Linked DNA regions of Mus musculus: regions 1 and 2 are each linked to region 3. The links are chromatin loops, found by intact Hi-C in ENCODE. Cell type or tissue: left cerebral cortex. All regions are shown on one strand. Region 1 overlaps Sec23ip (Sec23 interacting protein). Region 2 overlaps Gm32884 (a long non-coding RNA gene). Region 3 holds the start of Wdr11 (WD repeat domain 11).

Region 1 (8,000 bases), 810 kb after region 3:
AAATATCTCTTCATTAGGACACAACTTAGATAACTATATAACTATAAAGATCTGAGAATTTCCCACAGCATCATTTTACGGTTGTAGTTTTTCTTCTACACTGTTCAAATACAGTACTGATTTTTTTTTTCAGCATCTTTCTGTTCTGTTTTAAAAACAAATTCCTACATCTGAGAAGTCCACGCTAGCAATTGTTGCTGAGTCACTTTTCTGTCATCCATCATAGATGCAAAGACGGATCAGCCACCAAGGAGCCTCTCAGCAATGACACTCATGCTGGAACTTCCTGTAAAGACAAGAGAGTCTTTTTAAAAAATCCTCAGTAAATTTCACAAACTCTCAACCTTACTAACCAATACTGCAAGCAACTGCCAGAGACCAGACTTCAAGCACAAGTCTTCAGACACACATACCTTCCAAAGGGCTGGGCTGGGCATGGGGGCTGTTGGGGAAGTGTGGGGCTTGTACCAAAGACCAGTTCAGTGAGGCGAAGAAGCACAACAAAGCTGGGTGTGGTGGTGCACACCTTTAATACCAGCCCTGGGCAGAAGCAGGCAGATCTCTGAGTTCAAGACTAGCCAGATATACATGGTCTACACACCCAACAAAGTCCCTCCCTACCCCATACCTCCAGAAAAATGCAAAAAGAGGCAATTGACTGAAAGGGGAGGGAAGAAGAGCTCACTAGTGATGGAAATAAAACCAAAATGATGAGTCAATAATTTTTGGTGATTAATTGGCAAAAATTCAAAAAAGTAACAACTAATGTTTAAAAGGGGTCAGAAAAACTGGCAATTTGCATAACATTACATGTGAAAATTGAGAGGCCTCTCTAGAATGCAACTGAACCATACGACATCAGAGCTTTCAAAATGTGTAATATTCTAGACAGTGCTACTCAGGGGTTTATCTCAAGTCAGAAACAGGCAAAAAAATATAAAGCTACATGTCAAAATTATGTATAAAGCTAAAGTCAAAATGATGTATAACAGTGAAATCTGGGAAGGCAGATAATCACCTCGTACTCAACAACGGAGGATAAGTTAATAATTAATAAATAAAACTGTGAGATGCAGAGCAAGAAACTTGCTCAAAAGGGGCCATGAGATGGTTCAGAGTGGGTGAAGGTGCTCACGACCCAATTTTACAACCTGAGTTCAAGTCCCAGGACCCCATGCTGTAAAGAAAGTCTACTCCAGCTGGCTGTCCTCTGGCTTCCACATACACACCATGCATGGCACACACATACATCTATATAAACAATAAATGTTCATTTAAAAGCTATAAAATAACTAAGTAAAATAGTTGAGCCACATGTATGTAAAGTTCATTTATAAAGATATAAAAATTGTAAACAAGGCTAAGCGTGTAGCTTAGCAGCACAACATACACAAGGCACTATGTTTAGTCTCTGTCCTATAAATATGTCTATATAAATGTACACCCCAACGCATACATGGATGTAGGCTGAAGTGGTAAAACCACATACTATCTGACATAGCAAGGATAGGCTAGGAGACAGCAAACAAGATATATAAAAAGAGATATAAAAGATATATATAAAAGATATATAAAGAGAGAAATGCTGGGACATGCAGATGGAACAGCCACTAAAAGCACTTGCTGCTCTTGCAGAAAACCACAGTTCTAGTCCCGGCACCCAAGTCAGGTGCTCACAACCACCTGTATTTCCAGCTACAGGGGATCTAACACCTTTGTCAGGCCTCCGTCAGCTCCTGGATGCAAGCAGCACGCACACACACACACACACACACACACACACACACACACTCTCTCTCTCTCTCTCTCTCTCTCTCACACTCAGGCACACATAAACATAAATCTAAAATAAATGTTTGAGAAAATCACTCCCAAGTCCATGAGGTATTTGCTGAACAGTGTGACAGCCCCACTGGACCCCGCCCGCCACAGGACAACCAGAGCCTCTGCAATCACTACTCCGCACACCGTTCGTTCTCTGCAGGCTGGCATCGATCTTTATCTGCCTGAGAATTAGGATTAAAAGTATGGGCTTCCACATCTGGCTGTTTTTGTTTTTGTTTTAATTAAGTACTTCATAACCTATTAAGGAAAACAGGTACCTGGTGTCTCAGGAAGGCAATCAAGATCACACAGTATGGCTCACTTGCAGACTGGATCACTTATCACAGACCTAGCCTAGCCATCTTCCCTATGTGTTTTCTCTATCAAGATCAGCAGAACTTAAACATTGCCTTTACAATCTTCATACAGACCAGGGGCTGCATGGGGCACGCAGCACAGACCTCCATCAACAGGTTAAGCCACTGTTTGGACATAGCATTGGGCTGGGGCACTACATAGCTGGGCTCACATTCAGAATTCTTCTGCCTCGTCCACTCAAGGACTGAGATTATTGGCATCTACTAACACATAAAGCATGCCTTTGCTTTTCTAGTTAAAGGGACACATATGATAGATACTGTCTCCTGCATTCATGACATGAATAGGGACATGATGTCTGGAGTACAGGAAGTCTTTCTTACGGCTATTCGGCAGTACAGAAATGAGTCCTGAGTGCCTGTGATATCACTCAACAGAGGACCCTTTCTGTTACAGATGGGAAATCAAGGAACTGAGTTGCGGGACCTACAGTCAAAAGAATCCCTATTTGCCATGCCCTGGAATCTATTTTTAAAAGAAACCAAAAATAAACCGGGTGGTGATGACACAGCCCTTTAATCCCAGCACTCAGGAGGCAGAGGCAAGCAGATCTCTGTGAGTTCAAGGCCAACCTGATCTACAGAATGAGTTCCAGAGAAACCCTGTCTTGAAAGAAAGAAAGAAAGAAAGAGAGAGAGAGAGAGAGAGAGGGAGGGAGGGAGGGAGGGAGGGAGGGGGGGAGGGGGGGAAGGGGAGGGGAGTCAAAAAGAGAACCCAAATCCTACTTAGATTTTTAAGTTGTCTATTTGTTTATGCGGTATCTCAGTGCACTGCCCACACTGAGATTGCCTTAAACTGAGACCCTCCGACTCCGACTCCTGAGTTCTGGAATTACAGACATACCTACAGCTGCCTCTGGAAAACCTTCAATAAAATGAATGTTACAAACCCACTTCTTTCCTCATTATCAATCACTACTCTGAATTTAAATAGTGCAACTGTAACAGTAACAAAGAGCCACTTCACACCAAAGACCTCAGAATCCAAGTGTAATCAAGGGCTATTCTAAGAAAACTCCTGGTCAAGAGAACAGGTTTCTGGCCTGGGAAAGTGTAAGCACCTGGCCAACAGACGATCCCTATGAGGGTGGGTTTGCCTTAGGCCATGCTAACAAGATTGCCAGAACAGTTTCCTTTTAATAGGAAACTGCACCTTCTTCCCTTCCCAGAATTCTACTCTGCCTTTTACCCCCTTCGAGGCATCATGTCTTAGGCCTGAGTTTGAAAGGCACAATTTTTCCTTTTCCTGTCTCTTTCTTTTAGATCCTGGCCAGAGCTGAAGCATGTGTCTCCCTGGCATTTTGGAGCATCCTTCCTATAGCTTCTCCCCACCCCTCCCCCCTGGCTGTCTACCATGTATCTGACTTCTGTGCCAGCTTAAATGGCCTTGTTCCCTTCTCCTCTTCTCCTCTTACAGCTGGCCTACCCTGAGACTCTTTCTTTGTGTGTGTGGTTTTTTTGAGACAGGATTTCTTTATGTAGTCCTGGCTATCCTGGGAACTCATTCTGTAGACCAGGCTAGCCTTGAACTCACAGAGATCTACCTGCCTCTGCCTCCTGGGTGCTGAAATGTTAGTGCACCACTACTGCCCAGCTGGGACTTTTTTCTTTTAAACACTAGTACAAGTGTCCTTGAGCCTCCACTTGAGCCCATTTGAGTCTAAAATCCCAAGAGATGACCTGATTTCCCTCTGCCATCTGACAATCACAAAGGGACCCCAAAATTCCAACAACACAAACATTAGCATGTACACATTTAATAAGGATTAACTCACCCTGTAAAATGCAAGTCTGCTCAATGCTGGGGCTGCTCTGGACTAATGTTCATTGTTCGATAAATTTCTTTAAGTAACAAGAGGGCAGTATCTTCAGATCCCCTGTCAGAAAGAAGACAACACTTAAACATGTACGGAAGGATGCCTTTTAATGCCCTCACACTCCAGCTATGAAAGACACCTCTACAAACACAGTGTGCAAGCAACAATGGTCTCTGCACACGGTGCAAAAGCACATGGCACACTGCCACCTCGTGGCTAACTCATTCTGTGCAGCTTTTAGAAAGGTTAGTGAGTCAGAAATGTAAGCTGCTAGCCAATCCTTCCTTAGCATCTCCACTCTGAGCGTAAAACAAAACCTTAAAGGGGGGAATGCTTTTGAATGTGTGAGTTCAGTGGTAGAATTTATTAAGTCTATTATAAACGGGCAATTAAGACAAAGACTTTCACCACAGTGAAAACACTGTACGAGTTAAAGCCAATCAAAGAGAATCAAAGTGAAGAATACTTACCAATAGCATAAGTGACTCTGAAGAGCGAAGAGATACTCATTGAAACTCTCGATTGGCTTTTCTTGAAGAACATAATCAATCCGGCGGCCTCCATTTAACATTCCAACCTTTCCTAAGTAGTCCTCGTCCTTGGAAAGTTCTGGACTTTCAACAATCTTTTCTGCTAGAATTTAAGCCATTTCGATATCAAAGTCAATCATTTAATCATTATCCTCTGACTTTAGCTGACTCTGTGTTCAATGAATATCGCTTGACACACATAGCAGCTGGGGAGCTACCAGGCTCACTCCCCATTCCTTCAGAGAAGGATGGAACCTCATAGAGTCTTTACCAAGCCTGAATACAAACTTAGCTCTCAACTCATATTCCTCCCCAGCCTGAACAATCTAAATAAAACCTGAAATTGCAGCTAAAAGCCAAGAAATAGCCAATAAAACTTAATTAGCAGCTGCATCTGACACTGCAGGATGTCAGGACTCCATCCCCTTTAGGGAAGGGGTCCATCCAATCTGACACAATCTGTCTGGAAAGAAAACCTCTCCAACGATGCACAAGCATTATGCTCTTCGGGCACAGTCTGTCCTGGAAAATGCTTCCAGTATCCCATTTACCTTCAACTACTTGCTTTTCCTCTTCCTCTTTGATTTGGTTGGCCACCTTCTCCAATTCTTCTTGCAGCTGAGTAGTAGAGGTGTGAGCACGCGCGAATTCGTTGAGTGTCTGCCAAGCACTTTTCAGAGAACTGATAAAGCCCTGCTTCAGATCGGATCCCATTCGAGAAAGGCTCTCTTTCAACTCTGAACGGATTCACATGATACCCCAGGTTACTTAGCCACTACATGCTATGCTCCAGAAATTAAAGTTAACCACGTCCCAGAGAAGCTCCCCTCCTCCCCCCCCTCCTCCTCCCACCTTAACTAGCATTAGGGAGCTTCCTGGAACCAAGAACCCACAATAGGATAAAATGTTGACTTGGGGTTGAGTTTTTTGAGACAGGGTCTCACTATGTAGGGCTGGCCTTAAAATTGAAATCTTCCTGCTTCAGCCTTCAAGTACTAAAATTGTAAGTATGCACTTGCATGCCTGGCTTTTTGTTTGTTTAGTTTGTTTGTTTTCTGACACATGGTCTTGGAGCCTCAAGCTTAGGGTGACCCTCACGTCTCAGATTCCAGAGCACTAAGATTACAGGATGTGCCACTGAAACCATTTCTTCTTAGCAATTTGATCTGTTCCAAACCTACAATTTTTTTAAAAAAGAGGTTCAAACACCATAACATAAACATCATCCTATAAACTTTTACTGGAATTCTTAAGACAGGTCTGTAACAGCAGGTGCTAGGCATATAATCTTTAAATCCCAGCACTCAGGAGGGAAAGGCAGGTGGATAGATCTCTTGTAAGTTCATGGCCAGGCCTCATCTGCATACTGAGTTCTAGGACAGCCAAGGCCCTGTAGAGAGAACTGGTTCCTTAAAGCTGCCCTCTTAAACCGGGTAGTGGTGGCGCACGCCTTTGATCCCAGAACTTGGGAGGCAGAGGCAGGTGGATTTCTGAATTCGAGGCCAGCCTGGTCTACAGAGTGAGTTCCAGGACAGCCAGGGCTCTGTAGAGAGAATTGGTTTCTTAAAGCTGTCTGTCCTCTTATCTCCACATATGCACAGTGGCATGCATGTGCCCATACACAAAGACATCACACATAAATTGTTTAAATGTTCATGATTCACTATAGATTGCCGGATAGTTTTGATGTGACTCAGTGCCTTGAACTCATTTTGCAGCCAGGAACAACCTTGACCTCCTAACCTTCTGCCTGTTCTGCAGTAAATCTTCGCTTCTTACCTAAGTGAAGTCTCTTCCTGCCTTTGTGATGTGGAACGAGAACAGCTTTTAAGTCCAAATCTGGAGCAATCATAGGCTCTAATCTGTACGCCACTGGGTCGAGCTGAAGGAAGAGAAGCAGGCACCGTCAATTACTTACTTGAAGTTACAGGCCACAGTCAGGGAAGCACACAGCTACTTGGCCAGCCAGAGAGTGACATTTCCACACCTTCCTCAGCTACTGGCTATTATAAGATTTGTGATTTGTAGGTGAAATTACTTTGCAAGCAGAGCAACTAACCTGTTTCTCCTTTGAGTAAAAGCTTTCTGGTACAAATACTTATTGAAGTGTCATCAGACTCTTAGGACGGAAGCTGAGCTTTGCAAATCATGACTGCTATTAATTTCAAGTAAGAACCTAAGAATCTATCCGGATGAAGAGGAGAGAACTTTCATCTTTTTAAAGTGCACAGTAACTCACCGGATGGTAAATATTGAAGAAACCTTTACAGGTAGGGAGGCGATATTTCTCATCAATCCTAGCCACTCCTCGAATAGTGAGAAGCATGCCGATCGGAGAGCCCAGGGCAAAGAAAATTTCCGGTTCAAAGTCTAACGAGCTGTAAGCAACAGAAACCTAGGAAAAAACACAGTAAGAAAATATTACCACAGACACATATACAAAACCCTTTGAATTTTTCAATGTTCTTGGCTCTGCACTGGCTCCCAAGCATGCAAACACGGAGGCCTCTCAGAGGTGGCTGCTGTGAGCTGAAGAAGGTAAGCATGGCCCATTAAAACTTCAGAGTCTGTGGCATTCTGCTCCACTTCTGAGATAATAAACACAGCACAGAAGCACAGCAGTACCTCTGCCTCAAACTGCAGAACCTGCAGCACCCACCGGGCCTGCTCCTACACTTGGTCAAGGTTCATGACGTCTTTTGCTTCTGCTAGTGTTATAACATGGAGATTTTCACAGTGCTAAACTCAGTATAATGGAGCCCAAGGCCACAGAAAGCACTTATCAGCACAAAGAGGAGTTCTAATCTTCAGTAGTCTCGGTTACTTCTATTACCATTCTATCTTCGCCTTAAAGAGCTGGAGGCAAAAGAATAAGCAAGCCCAGGGTCACCCTTGGATGCAGTGACTTAGAAACCAGCCAGGATACACAAGACTCTCTCAAAAAAAAAAAAATCCATTTAAGGCAAATTTCCTGTCAGAAAAAGGATTTGTATGAAGGAGCATATCTGAGATAGTTTGCATGGCGTCTCAAGGAAAGCACAGCCATCCGTGTGGCAACACGCTGTGTTTATGAAGTCTTCCTCTTCGCTCTACTTCAGGGGCAGGGAATGTCTTTTTGTCATGTTGGTAGGAAGAAGAAACTCAAGGGTTCTTTGGAAAATTGGTTGATGGCATTTTGCTGGGGCACACGTGAAGGAATTAAAGTGGACACGGTGTGAGAGGCTAAGGCAGACTCGTGAAGGAAGGTTTCGCTGAAGCAGACACAGGAGAGAGGATGCTCTGCTAAAGCAAGCACGTGAAAGGACGCGAGGTGAAGGAGCCTTTGCTGACAACACGCATGCATTGGTCTGCCTTACACTGCATAGTTGAGCTGCAGGACGCCATAGAGAGAAACACACCAAAAATCTCCTGGTGGTGTGCTGCAGTTTGTTGCTGCTTCCAAGGACTCAGGC
Region 2 (8,000 bases), 730 kb after region 3:
CTAATTAGGAAAATGCCCTATTGGTTTGCCTACAGCCTCATCTTACAGAGACATTTTCTTAATTGGAGATTCCCTCCTCTCACATAGCTTTAATATATATCAAGTTGACATAAAACTATCTAGTATACTCCCATACACATAAAATACTTTTTATAAGAAAGGAAGAAAGAGTGAAAGAGAGAGAGAGAAAGAAAGAAAGAAAGAGAGAGAGAAAGAAAGAAAGAAAGAAAGAAAGAAAGAAAGAAAGAAAGAAAGAAAGGAAGGAAGGAAGGAAGGAAGGGAGAGAGAGAGAGAGAGAGAGAGAGAGAATGAAAGAAAGAAAGAAAGAAAGAAAGAAAGAAAGAAAGAAAGAAAGAAAGAAAGAAAGAAAGAAAGAAAGAGAGGTTTATTTTAGCTTACATCTGAGGGACTATCACCTATCATGGCAGGGAAGGCACAGTAGTGTTCAGTTCTACAGTGCTGGGTGTGTGATGCGACTGGTTGCTCACATCTCATCCCCTCACTATAGGAAGTAGAGGACAGGAAGTGGGAAGGAGCTTACAGTCTGAAGGCCTATGCCCACCCCTGTTTACTCACTCCTTTCATTACCTCCCAAAACAGTGCCACCAGATGGGATCAAGTGTTCAAACACACAAGGCATTTCATATTGAAACCATGAGAGAGAACAGGAAGTTTTGATCCAAAACAAGTGACCCTATCTCACTGCATCCCCCACTCAACATTTTTTTTACTCCAAGGTACCTGTTTCTGTCATTATTCTGTTGCCATCTATCACAAAACCAGAAATGGGAACCTGAGGCTAGGAGAAAAGCAAAAACCGTCCTGTCTGACTTCTCATCTGGAATCTGACATACGGCAATATGTCTAAAGCCACAGTAGGAACGGCTTGATAGCAAACTAAATCACCAGCAGCAAAGAAAATCGCCCTAGGGTTTGTGCCCCCTCCACCCGCTCCTGCAATGCTCATCAGGAAGGATTCCCTGACAGTGCAAACCTCAATCAATCACCAGGACTCTGAGGATGAGGGAGGATTCAGGGAACTCCCTCTAGGGGCGAATGACTCTTTAACCCCCACCTCAGCTTCCTAATAAGTTTGTCTCCAAAAACTAGAGCAACATTCTAACAAATGCAAAGTGAGAACTTCACTAAAACCGAATGACATCTATTGGCACAAAACAACCTACCTCTGAGACTCCGCATGCGCAGTCTGCTGGACTGTTTCTCACCATAGCACATTTTTCTATTGAATCAGAAAATAGAGAGAGAGAGCATATCAAAGCACTGAGTGCAGGTATTTTAACTTAATGAAAAGAACATGTCAAAATTTAATAGGGGAAAATAGGTCAGCTCCTATTTTTCATCAAGAAAAAGGGTCTCTGTAGGACAGTCTTAGAATGTGCCACCACTGAGAAAAGATTGCTGCTGGAGAAATTGAAACTGGAGCCTAAGGGCTTCCTCTGTCTTTGACTCTCTATCTCCCTAAGTGATAGGAAATGTGGTTTATTTGTAGAAATTCAATGTAGATTGCTTGAGGAAAGTTGACACGAACAAGAATCTATCAAAATAAAGACAAATGCTTCATAAAAGGCAGGTCTACACATGAAAGAAAATGCCATGGTTCTGCTGGGGGTTGGCAGTGGTAACCGCATCAAGGTAGAGCTGGCAAATATCACCAGTTACTGTGCATTAAATTTTGTCTAGTTAATCATGAGAACCAAGGTCAGTAAAGGAGTGACAAAGCAAAGCCATCCTGAGCTTGCCAATTAGCATGACTTTCTTCTCTTCCTACTCCCGTAGACCTGCTGGAATCATCACTGTGCTTCACTGCATGCTGTGCAAGGACTGTTGCAAAGATTATACAACCATCCTAAAAGTTGCCACATGGTCCTCTGTGTCATCATTAGTCAAAAAGCAGAAATAGCCAAATGTCCATCAATGGACAGATGGATAAATTCAGTGCCATACACATACATCTACACATACACACACTCTCTCTCCCTCTCTCTCTCTCTCTCTCTCTCTCTCTCTCTCTCTCTCTCTCTCTCTCTCTCTCTCTCTCTCAGAAAAAGAGAGAGAGAACAAGCCATTTACAATGGGAAACCAGGTCAGGGATGTTTTACAAAGACCATGCTTACTCCACATGAATGAACTTAAGTTTTCTGGCCCACTTGAGACTTGGGATCATATCCATTCTGACCGAACAAATCTCTTAAACTCTCTTGTCTCCCTTGGGTTTACACCGCATCCATGGATATTGCAATGTGAGAAGTTTACAATTAAAATTCACATCATATATTTGCAGGCAGCAACAGAACTGAATGAAGTCATTAGCATCCCGTGGCTTCCTAAGACTCTAGCCCTCAGTACAATTTTCTTACCAGCTACTGCTGGTTTGTCTAGCATCGTTTCCCCAGGTGGGACCAGTTCTGTTCGCTAGAACCTTCTGTAGCTTCTCATCTGTGTGTGTCTCACCCACCCAAACCCAAGAAGCAGACTTCAGAGTCACGGTTTCTGTAAGGTCCCAAAGCGCTCCCCACTCAACCCCAGTGAGTCTCTCCTGTTCCAGACGAGGCTTTCCAGACTGAGAGAGGTCCACAGAGAGAGAGCAGCAAGGCAGGAGGAATGAAGTAGGACCAGGTACAGACGTCACACTGCAGTCCCAGCTATCTTAGTGATAAGAAAACAGAGGTACCTTTGAAGCTGGGGGCAGGGGAATGTGTTTGAGGAGACTGGGGGAGTTAGAGAAGAGGGTCGATATGGTCAAAATTTGTGACTGGAATTCTCAAACAATAAATTTAAAAATACATTTTAAAAAAATGTGTGGGTTGGAGAGATGACTCTGCAGTTAAGAGCACCGACTGCTCTTCTAGAGGTCCTGAGTTCAATTCCCAGCAACCACATGGTGGCTCACAACCATCTGTAATGGAATCTGATGCCCTCTTCTGGTGTGTCTGAAGACAGCAATGCTGTACTTATATACAATAAAGAAAGAAAGAGGGGGGGGGGAAGGAAGGAAGGAAGGAAGGAAGGAAGGAAGGAAGGAAGGAAGGAAGGAAGGAAGGAAGGAAGGAAACACACGTTTATAAAGTGACCTGGTCATGCTCAGGCTAGCTCCTGTTCATCCAGTAGTTGGTCACTTTCCACGGAACTATCACCACGACACTGAAAGAACATGAAGACAATGTGTACAGATCAGTTCCAGGGCAGACAGGGAGGCTGGCCTCTGTGGCTTGTCCCATGTGGCTTGTCCCGTTCAGACCCTCCCAGGGCACTCACCTATGGTTAACTGTCTGCCTCGACTACGTGCTAAGATTCTCTGCCCCACTTGGAAAATGCCCCACCCTTAGCATCTCTCACTTGGGACGCTTTGGGGCAAATTCTCTGTCACTCCCGGGGAGAGTAAGATGTCCTTTACAACTATCTCCAGAATGTGGGTAGCTTTCCCCAAAGCTCCAGGATTTAAAGGCTTATTGTGTGGTACCTGGACCATCTGAGAGGTCCTTAAGTCCTTAGAGGTGTGTCTTACTGTGGTACCTGGACCATCTGAGAGGTCCTTAAGTCCTTAGAGGTGTGTCTTACTGGATGAACAGTGTGCTCCACCTCAGGTGATTCTGAGCTTCTCCTCAGAGAAGCAACATATTCAACTTTGGACCAGAATCAGGAGCCAAAACAGAAGAGTTTTCTTCATAAATTAACTCCCTCGGGTATTTTATTGTGATGGGAAGCTGACTAATACACTCCTTGGAATAAATGTGTGCCATCTGGGCAGAGGCTTGGGGGAACCAAGCCTTCAGATTGCTTCTCAGTCCAGGAGAGTATGAATCTGCTGTAAGCCTGGGGCGGTGACTGTGCCTGGGGCGGTGACTGTGACATCAGTGCTGGCATCGGGACAAATGGAAATCCCTCTGTGTGATTAGTCCATTTACTCTGATCTTGATTCTGCCAGCCTTTCTCCTGCCAGATGCTGCACTGGGATTTTGGGCTCCCTTTACTTTCTCTTCCCTAAATCCCAAGGGAGCTGTTAATAAATGGAAGACTTCCCAGTGAGCAGGAGCTACATGTCATTCGAGGCCACAAGGCTGGAGGACTTCCAAAAGGGACAGGTCTCACTTGTGTCCTGAAGCAACACGGCTGGGACAGTATGCAGCAGAGCCAAAGTTCCAAATTGAAGCCCAGGTTGGCCTTGGACTCACTCTCCTGCCTCTGCCTCCCAAGGTTTTGCATCTTATCAAGACCATTTAGTTGCCAAAAATGCAAATTCGACAACTGATTCCACCCATGGTATCCTCCAGCAAGAGTTGTCCCCCAACTTCTCAAAGTCACTCTGAAATGATAACCTGTTCCACTAGAGACTCAGTGGTGGTGGCCTGAGAGGGGAAGGGAGGAGGGGGAGTGTTGTTGGGTTCACCTGACACCCACAAAAGGCACCTGCTGTGGTCTCCTTAGTGTCTAGCAGTGCCTTGAGCGCTTCCTGTGGACCCATAGACCTCCTTGATTACAGTGCGTGCTCTAGCGCCATCTGCTGGAAGCTTGTGAATTGGTCTCCTGCACTCAGCCATGATTTGATTAAAACAATTTCTGCCAAGTTTGGGGTGGGACTGCTTGAGACAGAGACTATTAAAATTTGCTGTATCAATCCTTACTGATTCAAATAATCCTCCTATTTGTTGTGTCCCTTGAATTTCAAGACCTTACTCACTACATCTCACTTCAAAAAGATACTCTTCCAAAATTAAAATATTCTCACTGCAAGGCATTTGCTAATTCCAAAGAGAAATAATGGGGAGAGGTATTACAGATAAATGCAGCTCTCATCCCTCATCAAAGAATCTTTTCTTGTACCTGACAGAGGCCATTACAGAGATCCAGAACTGGTCAAATTGCAGAGACTAAGTGGCCATGGGGTGCCCAATTCCAAATGGTACATCTACAATGCAACCCCTGTATCTCAGGCTCGGAGAAAATAACAAGAAATGTCATATAATGGTTGTAAGAGTCAGACAACCAGGGTGCCTGCTGTGAGATAGTATCCTCTAGACACGACAGGGATGCTACCCCCATGAGATCTCAGCAGTGTGCATGCCTAAACAAGACCTACATAAGACCACATCAGCCATGCCGATGTGGATGGCCCTACCTCTAAATGAAGGACAACGACAACTAATGGCTTCTGAGAAAAGGAGAATCGTTTTTCTTCAGGTACCAGCTCCCTGGTAGCATCTCTAAATTCAAGAGGTCAGCCCTAAATATTAAACAGATTCAGTAGTGTGTGTGTGTGTGTGTGTGTGTGTGTGTGTCTAACAATAATAATTCTATAAGAAGAGCTTCGAGTGTTAGGGAGGAGAAGTGGGAGGGGTTGGAGGGGCAGAAAAAAGGGTGGAAATGATGTAAATACAGCCTACGATGTAAATACAGTACTCATGTATGAAATTCTCAGAAAATAAAAATTTAAATTTAAAAGCCCAGGGATACACAAGCTCCAGGCGAAGCAGGTCTGCCATTTGATCACTAATCTCTCAGCCTCAGTTGTCATTTTCAGGCAGAAAAACAAAATTCTACCACTGTGTTTCCTGGTACACTTCCTCAGCAACATTCAGAATTTATTAGAAAAAAATATGGAAACGGAGCACTGAGACACGGGAAAGGGCTAGCCTGGACTTCTTGGTAACCCTGTGCTAGGTGCTGAGCCATGCCCTGAAGATTCTAGTAGACAGGAACTTACATTCATTTGAAAATGGAATCTGCAGATATAAAATTGGTTGTGGCCAGGGGCAGAGAACTGGCTCAGTGGGTAAATCTTCATAAGTCTAATGACCTCAGTTTGATTGCCAGGACCTGGGTAAAAAAGGTAAGAACTGCCTCACAGATCTGTTCTCTGATGTGCACATGCGCACACATGCAAACACACATACATATAACACATACGTACATAAACATAAATACACATGCATATCTCAAAATGAGTGGAGGATTTTTTCCTCTTTTTAAATATTCTGGAATCATTCACATGAAATTAGAAGTATTTGTTTTTTGAATGTCTAATAGAAATCCCCAGTATATCTATGTATATAATATTCTCTGTGGCAAGATTTATAACAAATAGTTCAAATTCCATTTAATTGTAAGACTATTTGGTGACTGGGGAAATGGCTCAACCCCTACATGGTGGCTTATGACATCTGTAACTCCAGTTCCAGGAGATCTGATGTCCTCTTCTGACCTTCATGGGCAACAGACATGCATGTGGTGTACAGACAAACATGTGGGCAAAACACCCATACACATTAAATAAATATAAATTATATGGACTGATATATATAATATATGGATATATATGGATGTATAAATATATGGATATATGGATATATGGATCTATGTGTGTGTGCTACTACATACCACATACTACATGGACACACACAAAAATTACAAGACTTGCTTTCTGGGCTGGCGCCCTGAGCGTCTAGACCTTGGGCACAAACTCAGCAGCCAGCCCCACAACACCCAGAGGCAGCTTCACTCCCAGGTACTTTAACACGCCCAGGATCACAGGATCACAGGAGCTTGGTCACATCAGGATCTCAAGATCCCAAAGGCAGCTTGACTCCCAGGAGCTCGGACACACCCAGGATCTCATGATCACAGGATCCCAGAATCACAGGATCACAGAGACAGCTTAACTCAGAGGAGTTCTGACACAACCAGGATCACAGGAAGGACAGGCTCCAGTCAGACCTAGCCAGGGCAGGTAGCGCTAGAGATAACCAGATGGTGGGAGGCAAGTGTATGAACATAAGCAACAGAAACCAAGGTTACCTGGCATTATCAGAACCCAATTCCCCCACCATAGCAAGTCCTGGATACACCATCACACTGGAAAAGCAAGATTCAGATCTAAAATCACTTCTCATGATGATGATAGAGGACTTTAAGAAGGATATAAATAACTCTCTTAAAGAAATACAGGAGAACACAGGTAAACAGATAGAAGCCCTTAAAAAAGAAACACAAAAATCCCTTAAAGAGTTACAGAAAAACACAATCAAACAGACGAAGAAAAGGAACAAAACCATCCAGGATCTAAAAATGGAACTAGAAACAATAAAGAAACCACAAAGGGAGACAACCCTGGAGTTAGAAAACCTAGGAAAGAGAGCAGGAGTCATAGATGCAAACATCACCAACAAAATACAAAAGATAGAAGAGAGAATCTCAGGTGCAGAAGATACCATAGAAGACATTGACACAACAATGAAAGAAAACGCAAAAAGCAAACAAGCTCCTAACCCAAAACATCCAGGAAATCCAGGACACAGTGAGAAGACCAAACCTAAGGATAATAGATATAAAAGAGAGTGACGATTCCCATCTTAAAGGGCCAGTAAATATCTTCAACAAAATTATAAAAGAAAACTTCCCTAACCTAAAGAAAGAGATGCCCATGAATATACAAGAAGCCTACAGAACTCCAAATAGACTCAACCAGAAAAGAAATTCCTCCCATCACATAATAATCAAAACACCAAATGCACTAAACAAAGAAAGAATTTTAAAAGCAGTAAGGGAAAAAGGTCAAGTAACATATAAAGGCAGACCTAACAGAATTACACCAGACTTCTCAGCAGAGACTATGAAAGCTAGAGAATCCTGGGCAGATGTTATACAGACCCTAGGAGAACACAAATGCCAGCCCAGGCTACTATACCCAGCAAAACTCTCAATCACCATAGATGGAGAAAACAAGAGATGCTATGACAAAACTAATTTTACACAATATCTTTCCACAAATCCAGCCCTACAAAGGATAATAGATGGAAAACACCAACACAAGGAGTGAAACTACACCCTAGAAGAAGCAAGGAAAGTAATCTTTCAACAAACCCACACAAACATAATTCCACCTCTAACAAGAAAATTAACAGGAAGTAACAATCACTTTTCCTTAATATCTCAGTATGAAAATTAATATTACCAACATATCCTAATGAATTGAAATTCAAAAT
Region 3 (8,000 bases):
CAAGAGGTTACAATGTGCCTAACCAGAAAAAAAGTGTGAAGTAGCTCTGTTCAGAGATGCAGCTGTTGGTAATGAATTCAATTTAGGTAGGAACAGGAATACACAAAGGCTATGTACTGATGAGGTGATACAATGTGTGTCCAGAGGGTCACAGGAAGCTGACTGCTTAGAAAACAATGAGTTAGTATTTCCTAACTCCATGTCTGCAATGACATTATGGGATATAATTACTCTGAATAGGAAGAAACGTGTGTGCATGTATGAAGTTACAGCACTGAGGTCTATTTACATAACTTCTAAGACACTTATTTATAAACGTCTGCATAATCAACTATGCACACCAAGCTACAGAAAACAGAGAGAACATAGGAAGGTACAATTCATAGAAAGAACCCAAGAAAGAATTTCTCATCAGTAATGTGAGCTAGAAGATAATGAAGTGGTATTTTAAAATTACTTCTAGAAAATTAAACTACCAACCCAGAAATCTTATGTCCTTTGAGAATATTTAAAACAAAACAAACAAAAAAAGAACCAAAGGCAAAATATTTCCTCACACCAACAAAAGCTGATAAAATTAACCAAGATATTCACTTCAAGAATTGACAATAATTTCTTCAGGTTCAGAAGAAAACAGACTTATCAAATTGAAGCCCAAGTCTACACATAAATGAAACTCCAGAAAAGACAAAAGAGGAAAGAGAAAGGGGAGGTGACAACACTTCTCTCCTTGAAAACCTCAAATTAAAACCTCTCTACTTTATATAAAACTTAATGATGAAAGCCTGGATGCCTTCCCCTAAGCTATAGAAGTACCACTTAGCATTCTGACTCACTGAAGTTAGAGGTCCTGGCCAATGCAATATGGAAAGAAAAACAAAAATAAGCAAGTGGAAATTACTGAATTAAATTGCTCTGGTTAGCAGATGTCATGGTTATATCTATGTCTAAAAATCCAGCCCAAAATTACTAGTTCTAATAAGTAAGTTTATCAAGACCATAGGACATAAGTGAATATGTCCTATGATATAGTTTCCCTCAACTTCATACCAAATACAAAAATTAACTTAAAATTTATCAAGGACTGAAATAAAAAGCTAAAAATAAACTTGTAAATTGCTTGATGTTGGAGAAACCAGTGATTCCTTGGATATAGCACAAATAAATGGAAAAGTAAAATAAAGAATAAATTATATCAAAATTAAAACCATTTGTTCTTGAAAAGGCACTGTCAAAAGAAATGAAAAGAAGACCAAATAATAAGAGAAAATATCTGCAGGTTATGCGTCTGATAAGGGGCTCATTCAGGTCACGATTTAATAGTAACAAGGCAACACATTTCAAAGTGGGCCAAGAATCAGAGTAGGCATTTTTCTTAGTTACTTAATTACTAATGTGAACAGACACCATGACCAAGGCAGCTCTTATAAGGACAACATTTAATTGGGGCTGGCTCACAGGTTCTGAGGTTCAGTCCATTATCATCAAGGCTGGAGCATGGCAGAGTCCAGGCAGGCATGGTGCAGGAGGAGATGAGAGTTCTACATTTTCATTTGAAAGCTGCTAGTAAAACACTGACTTCCAAGCAGCTAGAATGAGGGTCTTAAAGCCCACATCCACAGTGACACACCTACTCCAACAGGGCCACACCTTCTAATAGTGCCACTCCCTGGGCCGAGCATATACAAACGGTCACAGGGCTTTTACAAAGACACACAAATAACCAGCAAGTCTATGAAAAGATGTTCATGAAATCACAGATTATATTCGCCATGAAATCACAAATCAAAACCACAGTGTGACTCACACCCACAAAGACAGTTACACTTTATATTTTCTTAGCACATGGTAGTCAGTGTTCAAAACTAATGGATGAGGGGGTGCTATGGTAAATGACAGAACTGGTATTTCCACTCACCTTTTCAAAGTGCCCCAGAACTAGCACTTAACAATGTATTCTGGATTGACATTAAGTCATGGGTATGTAAATGCTAGGCAACCCTAGATAATTGTATTTATATCTATGACTTAATGAGAACCTGATGACGTATTAAACTTGAGGTTATGGGGCTGATGTGTGACTTAACTTACCTTAACAATATCAGCTTTATGTTTTTCTAGAACTTGTAGAGTTTGGGCAGTATTGGAATCGATCACTACCACCAGTGAATGGCATCCATATGCAATTAAACCTTGCCAGCCCCTGGCGAAACAAGTGTTAAAATATAAAACAAAGCGACTCAACTTTGCCTATCATAAACAAATCTAGTTCACATGTGCCATTATTAGTAGTACTTCTTAAAGTGAAAGGCTTGTGATATTGTTCCATTTACAAAACACCCCCAGCTAAGTTTACAAATATTTATTGAGACTCATTTTCACTCAGATCAACAGTTCTAAAAGATATCTACAAAGAGCTCTGATGTGCAAAACCAATCTGGGCTGGTTTTGTATGAACACATGCTGTCTTATTCAGCATTTAATAACATTTATTTTTTATAACAACATAGAATCCACAATGCCCCTAGGATGAGTGACTAGTCTTAGTCCTTTCAATCAGATAAAAAAGTACATGAGAGGTCTCAGCCTCCGCAGCAACATTCCTAGCACAACAGTAATAGGATTTGCCTCACATGGTTAGTTCTCAGAACCTGGGTGTTATTTCACTGTGGAAAGAGAACTGGCTGTGGAGGCCGTGCTTCACGGGAACCAGTAAAGATAAAAGTGGGAGTAGGTAAGTGACAGGACACAGTTTGGGGCATTGTTGAATGCATCTAAGTGAAAAAGAGGAGTCTGAAAGAGTAAGAAAGAGTCAGGACCAGGAAGAGAAAAGGAGACAAGGAGAGAAGCCCTCCCGGGTGCAGGCTGGGGAAGAGGAAATGGGGACAGTAAAGGAATGAGATGCGGAGAAAGAACCCAGGACTGAAACTGTCTGCACCGAGGACCTGCCGGCTCCAGGCATTTGCGACTTATAGGACAACACAAATGTCTCAACTAAAAGCAAATCTGCGAGCTGTGGGACGCTGGCCGCGGTCTAGGCGAGGAAAACCGGAAGCCCAGTGTTCTTCCCCGTCCCCTCGCGAACTGCGGCCGAGGCCGGAAGCACTGCCCTCACCAGTCCACCGCCGCCTTGTTGTGCGCGTTGAGAGCCCCGGTGAGGGTGCGCGCTGACACCTTGAAGTTTACGGTGTAGGGTAACATCGCGGCGGCACCCCGGCCCTCCCCACCGGCAGGCAGGAAGCGACACGAGCAGCTCTTCCGTTCCAAAGTCCGGGTAGTCGCGTCCGCGCCAGCAGTTGGGTTCCGTGAAATCCCAGGTTCCTCCTTCCAATAGTCCGTCGTCTCTCCAGGAACTAGGACTTCTAGGTTCCTCCCTCTCCAAAGTTCCGAAACTCAAGTGAATCCCATGGAGTGTGGGTTGGAGCTAAGCATGGAAGAGGGGTTCTGCTACCAGTCGCATCTGCTTTCTTCCTTTTGGGAGAAAGATTGCTGGAAATCGTGAAAACAAAACAATAAAACTCCCAGTTTGCTTTTCTGCCTTTGATATGTTAATTTAGGGCAACTACCATTGCCAGCCACTGTTTGTTGTAGAAGGGTCCTGCATGAGAAGACACAGTGACTGTCTACTCACTAATGCTCACTAATGTTTGTTCTCTTTTTATTATGTGATAACTATCCTGGCTAATAGGGTTTGCATAACTCGCTCCCAAAGGACCATGTATTAAAAAACGTGATTTTCCCTACTTTAGGAAGAAGGGCCCATTGGGAGGTTTTTAGATCACTAGGAGAAGCGCCCAGGTTGGGGTGGGAGGTGCTGTTGAAGGGAATTGTTGGACCCTGGTCTTTTCCTCCTTATTTTTTGTGGCCCATGAAGTGAAAGGTTTTGCCATCTTGCTGTGCATCGTCACCATGGTATAGGTTCAAGAACAATGGGGCAAACCAGGCATGGACTAGAAGCTCCGAGATATTGTCCTTTAGAGACTGAGTATCTCGGGTGCTTGTTTCAGATTTGGAAATCTGGCCAACACACAAGTGAGGTGAGGAAGACTCAGTGAGTAAAGATGTTGAGTGTCTTTTAGCAGCAATTTAGCCATTTGTAATTATTTTTAAAAATACCCTATTGGGATATTTTAGCTCACTTTGTCTTTTCACTTCTGAGTTATAAGTATTCTTCGTTTATTATAAATTGAAGTTCCTTTTCATATATATATACATATATAATGTTTATTAAAATATACAAAAGTATGTGTTGAATAAACATATAATATAGAAATATATTTTATGATATGTATATTATATGATATATAGCACAATACATTATAGAAATTATATATTATAATATGTAGTATTATAAAATATACATACATAATATAAATACATACTATGTTTATATATAGATTATATTACAATATTTATATATAAGATTTATATTAAAACATATAAGATGTATATAAAAAAACCACTGTCGTTCCATAAATGTCAACATGAACCTTGAGTCAATTGGCTACGCAAATATTCCCAGCAAAGTCAAAGGCTGCAGTTAAGAGGACTTAAGTGTGTTCTCCAGCACCAGAGTGAGACAGCTCACAACCACCTGTAATTCCAACTCCCAGGGTTCACACCCTTCTAGACTCTAGTGCTCCTGCTCCTACACAAGAACATACCCTCACATAAACACATAGTTGAAATGAAAGGAAATCTTAAAAAATGATGAAATGAAACAAATGTTGGTAAGTTGTTCTTTTGATATTCTTTACTATATATGTAGATTTCATCTGTATTTTTAGTTACTGAAACTGCATAGCATGATGACTCTTGGAACCCTGCTGATAGTCCTGCTCAGTGCTTGCATATGTAAAAATCTACATGAATGTCCCTCTTCTCCTGCATCTTCAAGGGGCTCATGGAAGGTCGGTGTTACTGAGGGCTTTAGGTCACTCATTGTGACTCTGAGAAGCATCTTTAACTCCTTTCAGCCTCTGTGCTGGCTTCAGTGAGACGTCCCTCACCATCCTGAGCATTAGAGCATTTGATTTTTCAGTTGTCGGTTGTTTCGTAGGTTCAGGAGGTCTGGCCTGGATGGAGGAAGTGTGTCACTGGGGACAGATTTTGAGAGTTTAAAGGCTTAGATAGACCATCTCAAGTTTGTTTTCTCTGCTTTCTGCTTGTGGTTTGAAATGTAGTTCTCATGTGTTCCTCCATCTTGCCTGTTGCCATAATTCCCTGCCTTGATTGATGCTTATCCCTCCAGAACTGTAAGTCTAGATAAACTTTGTCTTTCCTAAGTTGCCTTGATCATAGTGTTCTGTCAGAGAGATAGAACCTGCACTAATACAAACTCCTTCCCCCTGTTATTGTGGCAGAGAAAAGGATTAAATTAGACCAAACATTTACAAAGCCTTAACGTAACACTTAGCTTCCTATAATTCCTTGTTTATTTACTGATAGGCATAAAACAAGGCCTGCTGTTTTCAGTGACTGCATTGCTTCCTCTAAGATATCATTTTAGCAGATAAAGACCTTTCTTTTTGAAGGCATGGCTTGCAAGAGAAGAATTGATAAGGATTTGGGTGAAAATAGAGTCCAATTTGGCTTGTGAGCCTCCAAGACACAAACACCATGACAGCCAGCTTTAAAATGAGGGCTATCAGATCATTTCAATGAATACAGGGGCAATATTGAAAGAATTATTGGCCTACAAGGGATATCATCTCTCTGTCTACCATGTATCTATCTATCTATCTATCTATCTATCTATCTATCTATCTATCTACCTATCTATCTATCTATCTATCTATCTATCTATCTATCTATCTATGCATCTCTCCCTCTCTCCCTCACTCTTTCCCTCTTCTCCTTCCTCTCCCCTCTCCTCCCTTCTCCTCTTCCCCTCCCTCTTCCCTTTCCCTTCCTTATCTGTCTCTTCCCCTTCCTTTTCCCCCTTCCCCTCCTCTTCCTTTTCTTTTCCCCTCCCCCTCCCTCACTCTGTATCCCTTTCTCTTTCTTTTTCTCATTTTCCTCTTCCCCCAGGCTGGCCCAGAACTCACTGTGTAGCAGCAGAGTGGCCCACAACTCACTATGTAGCTCAAGGCTGGCCTCTAGTTTATGTCAGTCCTCTTGACAAAACCTCCTTCTAAGTACTTGTCAAATGAAGGTTGTCTTTATTCAATCCATTTCGAACAGACCAGAGGAAGAGTTTTCCTGGCCAGTGTTGGACAGGAGCATGGACTTAGGCTGCCCTGACCTATACAAACAACCTTTTAAAATATAAGGAATTATATAGCTCAAGTAGGTATATGCATGTATGCGTGCATACATATATGTGCATGTGTGTTCACGTGTGCATGTGTGCATGCATGCATGTGGGGCAGTGGGTGTGGAGGAATAAAGGGAGTGGGAGAAAACCCGAGTCCTGCCAGAGTTCTGGTGCTCTGGGCAGGCAGACACAGAGGATTGCTGCACGCTTTCCACGTGTGTGTGTCCAACTGTGGGAAGCTACGGACCCAGCCCATTGGGGGTGGACAAGGGGAAGTCCTAGGTCTCTGGACCTCATAGAGGCCAGAGATAACAGGTTCTCAGTCTCGGGCATCCCAGACACTGCTGGACACCATGGAAGAGCTGAGAACAAAATGGGGGCCCCAGGGGCGGCTCAGTCAGTCCTGGAGCCGAAAGGAGGAGAAGGCAGGGAGAGAGAGGGTGCTGGGTGGTTCCCATGAGGGTGAGAGTCCTTGGTCAGGTCCATGGCTGGAGCACAGGAGTCTTCTGTCGAGAGGTTAGACACGGCTCGTTAGGGGAAAACCTGTCCCATCGTTCAAGCATGGCAGGCCTTGATGAGCAGAGACAGTCTATGGTTTTAGAGCTTTATTGTAGAAAGGCAGGGGGAAAGAGAGAAGATGGAAAGAGGGAGAGAGGCAGGCCATGGCCACGTGGGGAGGGGGAGGGAGAGAGAAGGAGGGCTAGAGATTAGAGTAAGAAAGGTGAGAGCTTAAAGCAAGTGAGGAGAGATCAAGCAGCCCCTTTTAGAGTGGGCTGGGCTACCTTGCTGTTGCCAGGTAACTATGGGGAGGAGCATACTTGACTATAGTCAGATAACTGTGGGAGTGGAGTCTAGCCAAAATGCCAGAAGCTTGTGTGCATGACTTATAGTCACAGAATTATGGAGTTGGGGGCTCTGTGGTGTCAGGCACCTGTCTCTGGGAATGTGGCTCACTATTCCATCCCTTGTAGAGTTTCCTACTGGGTCACTGGAATAAGCCTCATTCAACCAAAATAGGCTACCTTTCATGGCCACACACATGCATGTGTATATATCTGTGTCTGTGTGTGTGCTTTGTTTTACAGTTAAATTTAGAATAAGTAAATGTTCATTGTATGAAACTATAGAAATCACACAAATGAATAAACACCCAAGGTTGTGGGGTTTGTTTTGTTTTGTTTTTGTTTTGTTTTGTTTTGTTTTGTTTTGTTTTGTTTTGAGATGGGGTTTCTCTGTGTAGACCCGGCTGTCCTGGAACTCACTCTGTAGACCAGGCTAGCCTCGAACTTGGCAATCTGCCTGCCTCTGCCTTCCAAGTGCTGGGATTAAAGACATGTGCCACCACTGCCTGGCCCAAGGTTGTTTTTTAAGAGTCTTGTATCTTGAGAAATACACATACAATATTTTTATGAAATCAGGGGACTATTAATCATTTCTTGCTCTCTCACCGTAGGAATTTGATATAATCATTCCTAATCTTCCTTCATTGTTCTTCCTCTATCTTTTGTATTACAGAGATAATAATGCTTTAATGGGAATATGCAGGGCTTTCACAGATGCAGGGTCAGGCTACCACTGCATTTCAGTGTTCCGTGTGATAACATGCCTGTCAGTGGGATAGGTACCAATTACAGAAAATAAAGAGAAGTGGGGCTTTCTGGAGGTCTGGGCAGTTTCCAGCCTGGAGTAGAGTCAGGTGCCAGGCCCGGTAGACATTATCCATCCTCTCTCTAACTCTGTACCT

Evidence for each region. Peaks named below come from ENCODE experiments on the same cell type or tissue, not always from the same donor. Only the 100,000 strongest peaks of a DNase experiment are listed, where the experiment ranks them.
Region 1: it touches region 3 in a loop (3.0-fold over the local background); 2 of 42 quality-filtered maps call a loop at or near these places.
Region 2: a loop joins it to region 3, with 4 times the contacts of the local background. A loop is called at or near these places in 2 of 42 quality-filtered maps.

Annotation. Positions count from the first base shown.
Region 1 is chr7:128,775,714-128,783,713 of GRCm38, reverse strand. Sec23ip (Sec23 interacting protein) reads right to left here. Exons shown (of 19, transcript NM_001029982.2): 14 at 6,788-6,943; 15 at 6,328-6,430; 16 at 5,100-5,285; 17 at 4,489-4,651; 18 at 3,977-4,078; 19 at 1-286. The coding sequence ends at 3,997. Among named protein-coding and RNA genes, the nearest start is that of Sec23ip, 35 kb to the right of the region's middle. In left cerebral cortex, a CTCF peak has its summit at 4,235 (motif pointing left); DNase peaks (open chromatin) are centred at 262, 4,225 and 5,185.
Region 2 is chr7:128,856,829-128,864,828 of GRCm38, reverse strand. Gm32884 (a long non-coding RNA gene) reads right to left here. Exons shown (of 6, transcript XR_869964.2): 2 at 3,093-3,162; 3 at 1,185-1,240. Among named protein-coding and RNA genes, the nearest start is that of Gm32884, 4.5 kb to the right of the region's middle. In left cerebral cortex, a CTCF peak has its summit at 4,525 (motif pointing left); DNase peaks (open chromatin) are centred at 3,896 and 4,512.
Region 3 is chr7:129,587,179-129,595,178 of GRCm38, reverse strand. Wdr11 (WD repeat domain 11) reads right to left here and starts at 3,316. Exons shown (of 29, transcript NM_172255.3): 1 at 3,116-3,316; 2 at 2,092-2,203. The coding sequence starts at 3,201. In left cerebral cortex, no CTCF peak of the experiment used is centred here; a DNase peak (open chromatin) is centred at 3,223; H3K4me3 peaks cover 1,825 bases; H3K27ac peaks cover 1,109 bases.